Regions from separate parts of the Mus musculus genome. Here region 1 is linked to region 2. The links are chromatin loops, found by intact Hi-C in ENCODE. Cell type or tissue: gastrocnemius. All regions are shown on one strand. Links, peaks and the distances in the headings refer to the core of each region. The heading gives the core; the rest is flanking DNA. Region 1 overlaps Srrm1 (serine/arginine repetitive matrix 1). Region 2 has its middle 16 kb from the start of Gm42327.

The links. Hi-C counts contacts between places; a loop is a spot of excess contacts. Peaks named below come from ENCODE experiments on the same cell type or tissue, not always from the same donor. Only the 100,000 strongest peaks of a DNase experiment are listed, where the experiment ranks them.
Region 1: it touches region 2 in a loop (2.6-fold over the local background); 9 of 42 quality-filtered maps call a loop at or near these places.

The regions. Positions count from the first base shown.
Region 1 is chr4:135,321,021-135,325,387 of GRCm38, forward strand. It overlaps Srrm1 (serine/arginine repetitive matrix 1), which reads right to left. Exons shown (of 18, transcript NM_016799.4): 15 at 3,799-4,260; 16 at 2,894-3,089; 17 at 1,270-1,479; 18 at 1-434. The coding sequence ends at 327. Among named protein-coding and RNA genes, the nearest start is that of Gm12984, 17 kb to the left of the region's middle. In gastrocnemius, for the core only: no CTCF peak of the experiment used is centred there; a DNase peak (open chromatin) is centred at 2,193.
Region 2 is chr4:135,065,652-135,070,039 of GRCm38, forward strand. No RefSeq gene overlaps it. Among named protein-coding and RNA genes, the nearest start is that of Gm42327, 16 kb to the left of the region's middle. In gastrocnemius, for the core only: CTCF peaks have their summits at 1,253 (motif pointing right) and 1,691 (motif pointing left); DNase peaks (open chromatin) are centred at 1,274 and 1,676; H3K4me3 peaks cover 394 bases; H3K27ac peaks cover 209 bases.

The DNA.
Region 1 (4,367 bases), core at 1-4,000, 260 kb after region 2:
AACAAAACAACCTCTTGGGAGAGGTAAGGGCATTTAAAGGAACCACAAGAATGCCAACAATAGTCAAACCCCCTTTTTTAAAAAAGAGATTTTTTTTTTGGCATAAAATATTTCACTCTAAATGTCAATGGAAGAATGTCACTAATACACCGTGGACGCCTTTGTAATGTAAATCCATGCCCCCCATTTTTTTTAAACATGGTGAACTTCAACCTAGCAATTATTACAACAAATGTTATAGTCTAAAGCTCAAACACATTTTAGCAATTTTGAAATTGAATTGAGTACAAACCAAATAAAATTTACAACATAACAAACATGTCCGCTTAGGACTGTGGGGACACTTGAGCCTTCCGCATGGACCGCAGGGCCTTCTCCCGCAGGTGCCTCTCTAGGTCATCAAGGTTGTCATCTTCAGCTTCACTCTCAGTCTCCTGAAAAACAAACCCAACCCAGGCACATATTAAGTCTTGAGACACAGTGGGGCCCGAGTACAGCAACTGCACAGCTCTGCACACACAAAAGCCACCCAAAGCTCTCGAGGCAGGGCTGCTTTGTAGCCTAGGCTTGTTTAGAATTTGTTATGGTGCCAAGATCAGCCCTCCCAAGAGCTGGGCTTACCACCATACCCAGTACAACGAGAGCTAGGGAATCAGATCCAGTCCTTGAGCATTAAGTTAAGTAAGTCCCCAACCAACTGAGCTATGTTCCTATGCTTACTATGCAAGCACGCGGACCCTGTAAGATGACAGCACGCCTGCAGCGCCCCAGTGCTGACAGTGAGCTCTAGGCAAGACAGCTTAGGGAGCCTGCCCCAAGCCCTGATGACTTGTGTCCCATCCTAAGGAATTAACTCTGCAAATGACCCTGGATTTGTAAAGTGCAATAAAAATAAGAGAGAAAGAGAGAGAGACATCAACGGCCTCTACATGCACACTGATGGGTGAGCACACACAGACCCTACTGTCATCAGTTACTCTGAGACGCCCCCACTTTTGTCCCTTATGGGAAGTTTTTTTTTTTTTTTTAAATTGCACTTATTGTGTATATCTAGGGATGTGGCTCAGTGGTAGCATACATTGCCCAATCTACATACAGCAAAAGGCCCTGTGCTGTCCCTTGAACGTAGTTGTAAAAAGTTGAAACACATTAAGTTTTTTTTGAAGCCATTTGTACTCTTGATTCTGGCAGGTCACCAAGAAACATCAAAATACTACAGAGAAAAAGCACAACCACTTCTCAGACAGCAGGCAGAGGCGGTGTGAATACCTTCCTGGGCTCTGGTGCTGCTGCAGGCTCTTCCTGTGCTGATGTGGTGGTGGCAGCAGAAACAGCTGCAGGGGCTGCAGTAGCTGGGGTGGCTATGGTCACAGCCTTCTCCTTCTTGTGTTTTTTGTGCTTCTTGTGTTTCTTATCCTTCTTGTGTTTCTTGTCCTTCTTCTTCTTCTTTTTCTTCCCACCTCCTTCTTGATCAGAATTCTAGAAACAGTGAAGTAATTGAGGTGATTAAAATCCTTCTTTTTTGGGGGGGGGGGCTCTGAGGGAATTTCAAACAAATGGATGTTTTACAGTTGTGCAAAGACAACTGGCACCAATGAGGGCACTCTCAGAGAAGTGAGACACACACTAAAGCCAGGGTCCACCCACAGCCAGTTGGAGAGTCTCAATGCTGACCGACTCAGTACAGTTTCCTTACTAACTCTAAGCCAAGTTCCCAGATTCAGGATGTGAGTGGGTGACAAGAGTTGGGGTCCTGAGCAACACAAGTTGCCTTCCAGCTCCTGACCATGAGCATTCAATGAAGAGCAATTATAAACCTCTGACAACACTTAGCTAACCACAGCAGGATTCCAATTCGCAGTGCCATTAGCCCAATACAATGCCAGGATAAACTCAACCACACACATTTAAGAGTGGGAGTGGTCTGCCTCACTCCTCTACAGAGATGTCCCTCTTACAGGAGTTAGTCCTTCCCATTTACCATGTGCATCCTCAGGTTTTCAGGCCTGGAAGCAGGTGCCTGAATTGACTGAGCCGTCTTCTAGCTCAGATATCCCATTACAACAGGGCAGAGTCTCCATAAGCCCTGGAAGTTACGCCCTCATCTAGTAAGATCCCCAATCCTATCTTTGCATCTACCGAACACCATGGGCTACCCAAACTGTCACCAGTGCACTTCAAACACAAGCTGGCCTACAGCCAGGCAACGAAACCTAATCCCAAAGCCAGCAGCTCGTGCCAGGCACTGAGCATCGTAGCCGTTTTTACTCTTCAATAGCCTAGAAAGAGAATCAAAGAGATTCTCTAGAACATAGATAATTCTAGAAAAGAGAATCAAATCCCGATTCAAAGTACAGTTTCTATTGCACATTAACCACTTCCATACTACAAGATTCAAAGACTACTTAGCCGGCAGGGCAGCAGCAGTGCACTCCTTTAATCCCAGCACCGTGGAGGCAGAGGCAGTAGCAGTCTGATCTATAGAGAGTTCCAAGACAGCCAGGGCTGCACAGAGAAATCTGTCTTGGGGTGGAAAAAAGATTTAACGGAACCACCATATTCTAGGTACTGTCTTTACATTAAATTTATATAAATTATTTTAACTGAATCTAACTTGTAACTTCATTTTTTTTGAGACGGTGTAGCCCAGGGTAGCCTCTGGAATGCTTAGGATTAGAAGCATGTTACAACACTGGGTTTGAAATTTCTATTCTTTTAAAGAATTTCACCCACTAACTGGTCTTTTTGAGGTATAATCACAAGGCCAAAGCTGAGGCTCGTCTTGAACTCCTGACCCTGCTTCTGTCCACCGAGACCTGGAATTGTTAAGTACTGTCCCCCACCCCCAGCCGACTAATTTATAAAAGATGTCCAAAACCAGGTAGGCACATACCCGGGCAGGGGACAGGCTTGGTGTTGGGCTCTTAGCCTTTTTGGCTGGTACTGCAGGTGACCAGTTTGTGGAGGGTGACTGAGACTGCACAGGAGAGGGAGGTGCTGGCGGCTTTTTAGCTGCTGGCTCAGGAGATCCAGAGACAGATCTGGAAGATGAAACCCTTCTTACGGACTGAGGGCTTGGTGAGGCAGCCCTAGACAGAGAGGAAAAAAAGACAAAGTTGAGAACACACTCCAACGACACACACATCAAGCTTTCTGTCATCCAAGTGTTCTCCATGGTCACACATTCCCTACAATTCTGCCACTTTCCTGACGGGTCATCCTGTAGCACAGTAGTGACACCAGTCTCTCACGTTCCTAAAGTATCAGCTCTGTTATCAGTCTCATGTGCTTGTCAGGGGCTGGAGAAATGGCTCTGGACTGGGGTTCATGTCCCAGCACCAACACAGCTCACGGCTAAGCACAACTATCGTTTCAAGGGAACTGACATCTGCTTTTGGGCTCTTTGACACCCACAAGAAGTGGGCATACAGATACACTTACAGGCAAAATACTCATTTACATAAAATAATACAGAGGAGTTCCTGAGTCTCCTGATGCTAAGAACCAAGAAAAGCCCTCTGGAATTTATGCTACAAGGAGCAAAGTAGGGAAAGATGTGAGCACTACCTAAAGTTTGTACCATCACTATTATTGGCCTTTTGAGACAGGGTTTCTCTGTGTAGCCATGGCTGTCCTTGAGTTCAGAGACCTGCTGCTCTGCCTCCTTAGTGTTAGGATCAAAGGTGTGCCACCACCAGCTTGCTTATTATTTCTGTAACTGTTCAGTAAGAGAAAGGATTCTTCTACATGTTATACAACTACATATTCCTAACAAACAAAAGCATTAGGCATTTTTACTTTTTTATCTTTTTGGGCTCCGGGGTCCTGGAGACTCTCCTAATAGGCCTAGTACTTGGAGATGGGGACTGCCTTCCTTGGGGTGACGCTGAAGCTCCTCTTCGTACAGGGGGAGGGCTTGAGGTCTGAGGAGCCCGAGGCCGTGGTGAGGGCGAATGCCGTTTGTTTGGTTGTGGTGAGCGGGCCTCCCGGGTGGATCGGCCTGGGGAAGACCCTTTCCTATGTTTTGAAGATAAGGAGGGCGAGCGTCTCTTGGTGACTGTGGGGCTTCTTTGTTTAGGAGGTGGAGAGTGGGAGACCCGGCGCTTTGGTGGTGGAGATGGTGATGCCCTTCGCTTGGGCGGGGGCGGGGGGGAGGCGGTTCTCCTCTTTGGAGGGGGGGAAGGAGAGTATCTCCTCTGAATGGGAGGAGAGTATCTTCTTGGAGACGGTGAGCGGCGGCGTGGGGGAGGAGAAGGGGTCCTAGAAAAAAACAACACACCGTTAAGATGAAATGGACAGCATCCAAAAAAAAAAAAAAAAAAAAATCAAGCTCACTTATTATTATTGTTGTTTGAGCATGTCCATAC
Region 2 (4,388 bases), core at 114-4,113:
CCCAGCCTGGCTGAGATTGGCAGGGTGGAAGTGAACCTGCCTGTTTCCTCTGTCCAGCCCTCAGGATCAGGCCTGTGACTGTGACTTTGTCCCTGCCTGGCCCACATGTCTACCCTTCCCTCTAGCCACAGAGAGCCTCAACCTTGGCCATTCTGCTCTCTGGCGATGGATGAGTTCTTATTTGAACCCAGCCTGGTAACTGTCCCTTGCCACAGACCCTTGAACCAAACCCCATGCTGACTCTCAGCCTGATTCGAGATCCGTGGTCCAGCTCCAAACCTCAGCCCTGGCTGGATGCTGACCATGGCCACAGGTGAGCCCTGCTTCCTGGCCTGGGCAGTGGTCATCCTGCCTCTGATGTTTGGTGGCCACTCACCCCTGCCAATTGGCAAGCACATGAGCTCTCTGAGCAGACTTCCTCCACCCCGAGGGGGAGGCACAGGAGATGTCCCACTTACAGCCCCACTATGGCTGGGTGCATCAGACCATGCCTGAGGTGCTCTTGGCACCTATCCTGAATGGATCCACACTTTGGAGACTATGTCCTGCCCCTCACACCTCAGGTGTGTGTGTGTGTGTGTGTGTGTGTGTGTGTGTGTGTGTGTGTGTGTGTATGCCAGTGGTGATATGCTATAGAAACTTTGGAATCCAAGGCCACTCTCTAAATAGCCTGACCTGGGAGGCAGAAGCCTGGGGTTTCAGTTGAACTCTGCCACTGATTTACCCTGTGACCTCCAACATGACCTTTCTGAACCTTTGTTTCTTCCCTACAAGGCTCAAAAGATCCTCGAAAAGTTAGGAGTCTCCGAGAAGTGGGAACCACAGTGGTCTGTATCTATGTTATCTACGTGAGCCCCGGAGAGCAGCCCGAGGGCCTCTGTACTGCTATCTCATCTGCATGGAATGCTGTCTGCATCTCTCGCTCATTTCTTCTCCACTGGGCTAGCTGCTCAGGCACCTCTGGACACAGCTAATAACTCCACTCTTCTCTAAAATGTACTCTATTCTTCTTCCTTATCTAATCACCCCACCCCCAAAGTCTCACCAACTGGCACTCTGCAAATTTTGTAAGTTCTGCTCTTCATCAGAGGATGCTATTCCTAGAAGAAAATGGGTCTCGTCTCTGTGAAAGTAGAGCCCCTCCCCCTTCCAGGAGTCTTCCAGGAGTGAGACCATATTCGCCAGAGCTGCAGTGGTGACTTCAGGAAGAACTCAGCTAGCAAGGTCATGCAGAGACTATCAGAGCCTACGAAAACTGACCGTCATCGCCACTAGGGGGCGGCCGGGCTATGTGCAGGTGTGAGGTGTTGCCCAGGGCTAGTCACTTTTACCATAGGCTAGTCCTGTTCCTGGTCTTATCCTGCAGACGCGAGGAGGCCTGGTCTATCTCCTTGCCTTCCATTTGGGTAAGGGAAAAACGAATCAGAAGACTGAAACTGTTAACTTGTCTCTGCCACTTACTGGCTGTGTGATCGTGGACAAGGACGCTTCCATCTCTGGCCCTCAGTTATCTCAGCTGAGGATGAGAGAACACGTCTCATCAGAGTCTGTTTGAATTTGTTCTGGGTCACTAACTGCCTTCACGCCAGCCACAAAGTCTTAGCTCCACTTCCTCCCAATTCCTTCTGGCGCCCCGGGAAAGTTCTTGAACTGTTTTGCATGCTGCCCTCTCTTGGCTGGCTATGGAACTGCAGCAACAGCCTCCGGCCTGGCGGGCTCAGGGAAGGAAGGAGCAGGAGTGGGGGAGGGGCTTCAGTATTATCAATAAACTGGCTTCTTTTTGTTGAGCGTCTACTGTGTCTTAGGTTAAAAACTGCAGGGTCAATGATACTGCTGACAGTGAGGGTCTGGGCCTCCAATCTGGCAGTGTAGTGAAGTGGTCAGGATTGGGGATTCTGGTGTGAGGTTCCTGGGTTCAAATCACAGCCTCATTCTATATTAGATACCTGGCCTTGGACAAGCCTTTAAATTTCTGTGCTTTTGTCTCCCCAAGAGTAATTTGAAAAGCATAATGTGTCTTACTTCACGTCCGTCAGTTGCGAAGACCGTGTGTGTGGTCAACATGTCTCTTCTCTGTAATAGATTCTTCTGCCCCCTTTCTCCAAGAGCGCTTATGTTCATCTTGCAGCAGGCATTTGCAGGTCTGACTGCTGCAGCCATGGCAGAGCCCTGAGGCTGGCCCTCATCCCCACTGGGGTGAGTCTGTAGGCGAGGCTTCAGTTGGAGAAGGGAGTCCTTTTCCTGTAGTAGTGACAGAGGCAAAGTGGCTGGCCCAGGGTCTGGTGGGGATAGAGGAGGTGGTGTTAGTTGTGGTGGTGGTGAAGATGGTGGTGGTGGTGGCGGTGGTGATGATGGTGACAGTAGTGGCTGGTAATTGAGGCAAAGGTGACGGTGAGCTGTGGGGGAGGGGGAGGTGGTAAGGGCGGTGATGGTCACAGTGGTGTGAGATGGTGTCAACCGTGGTAAGTGATGTTGCCGGTGGTGGGGGTGTCAGTGACAACGTTGTTGTTAGGTGGTGGTGGTGGGGATAGTACAGGCAGACCCAGCCTGACTGTATGAATGGGGCTGACTCCTTCAGCTCCAGCCATTGCCAACCTAGACGTGGCGAGCTCTGAGCTTCCCAGAAAAAGGAGCCATACCGGAATGCCAACTGATCCTCCCTCTTCCTTGTCGCCAGGGCTCCTCCTATTCCTCCTCTACAGACGAGGCAGGAAGGCAGACTGCTCTTTTTTATTTTATTTTATTTCATTTCATTTCATTTCATTTTATTTTATTTTTAATTTTGCCTATAAGCATTTGACAAAATCTGAGTCGGAACTCCCCGATGTCCCTAAGGCTCATGGGCTGTGGGCCTGTTGCAGGCAGATTAGCCTTTCACTCCACTGTGGGCTTGGCCATCCAGGACTGCAGAGCCCGTCCCACCCCAAGTATGGCATCTCAGAGACTTGCTGGAACCAGACAAAGAGATTTGTCACTTCTCCATGGAGGCAGGAACAGGTAAGTGGGCTCCTTCTTCTGGTGGCCCGTCCAAGGGGTTGAGAATTCTCTCCCACACTGGGAGGCCCAGGGCCAGGTAGCAAACTCCAAGCCTACAAGATGTGAGTTCGGGTCCAGTTCCACTAAGAAGTGCTTCTTAGTGTACCACTGAGAACATTCCAGAGTGTCTCTGTGCATGTTGTTTTTGCTGGGTCCTGTGACCATCCTGGATGCTAAGACCTGTCCCCTGGCCATAGAGAAAGGCCCAGAGGGGCCGGGAAGGGGCTCGGTTGGAGGCTTATATATGCATGAGGACCTGAGTTTACCCCATATAAAGCTGGGTGTGGTTGTACACACTTGTAATCCCAGCTCTGGGGCCAGGTGTGTGCATATGGTGGGATCGCCAAGGAGAAAGAGCCTGCAGACCCTCGAGCTCACTGACCAGACAGCCTCAGCCTGGCCCATCTGTCAAGCCCAAGGGCAAGGAGATTCTGACTGAAAACAAAAACAAAAGCAAAATCAGAGGCTCCTGAGGCAGAACACCTGAGGCCGGCCTCTGGCCTTCACACAGGCACGTGCCCTCGTCTGCACATGCTCACACGTGTGTGTAAATACAGGCACAGATACACAAGAAGAAAAGGACAGTGGGGGCTGGAGAGATGGCTAAGTGATGAAGAGCCTTGACTGCTCTTCCAGAGGTCCTGAGTTCAAATCCCAACAACCACATGGCCGCTCACAACTGTCTTATAACTCCAAGATGTGACACCCTCATATAGACATGCATGCAAGCAAAACACCAAAGCACATAAAATATGAATAAATAAGTTATTAGGAAGGAAGGAAGGAAGGAAGGAAGGAAGGAAGGGAGGGAGGGAGGATACAATGACTGGTAGACTTGACCAAAGTCTCACATTAGGCCGAGGCTGAGAGTAAGCAAGTACCGATCAGCCCTGTACCTGCCAGGCCTAGAGCTGGGGCTACCTGCTTCCCTTCCTGGCTATATCCTTTTTATGAAAACCATGGGGACTTTCCAGCTGTGGGCTTTCAGGACACAGTGTCCCCCCTGAGGTAGCAGACAGGGCTTTGCACCCCAACTGAACAGACAAGGAACACGGCCAGCTGTGGAGGCCGCGTGACTTGTGCTTCTGCCCCAGGAAAGGGCAGACCCGGACTGAGAGCCCCAGTTCCTAGACGCCCCCCAGCCACAAAACGGGGGGCCCGGTTGGAGTGGAGTTTCTAAGAATAAAGCCACTTCCAGAGCGGGCAGAGATCAGGGACTTTCAGGCCAGCTCCATCCAAGGGTGAGCTCAGGCAGGCCCGGCTGGCCGGGATGGGAAGGGCTGACCACTTCCTGCTCAGGGCTGGCGGTCCCCCGCAGTCATCAGAAGCCAACCACTTCCCGGTCTGGGCCG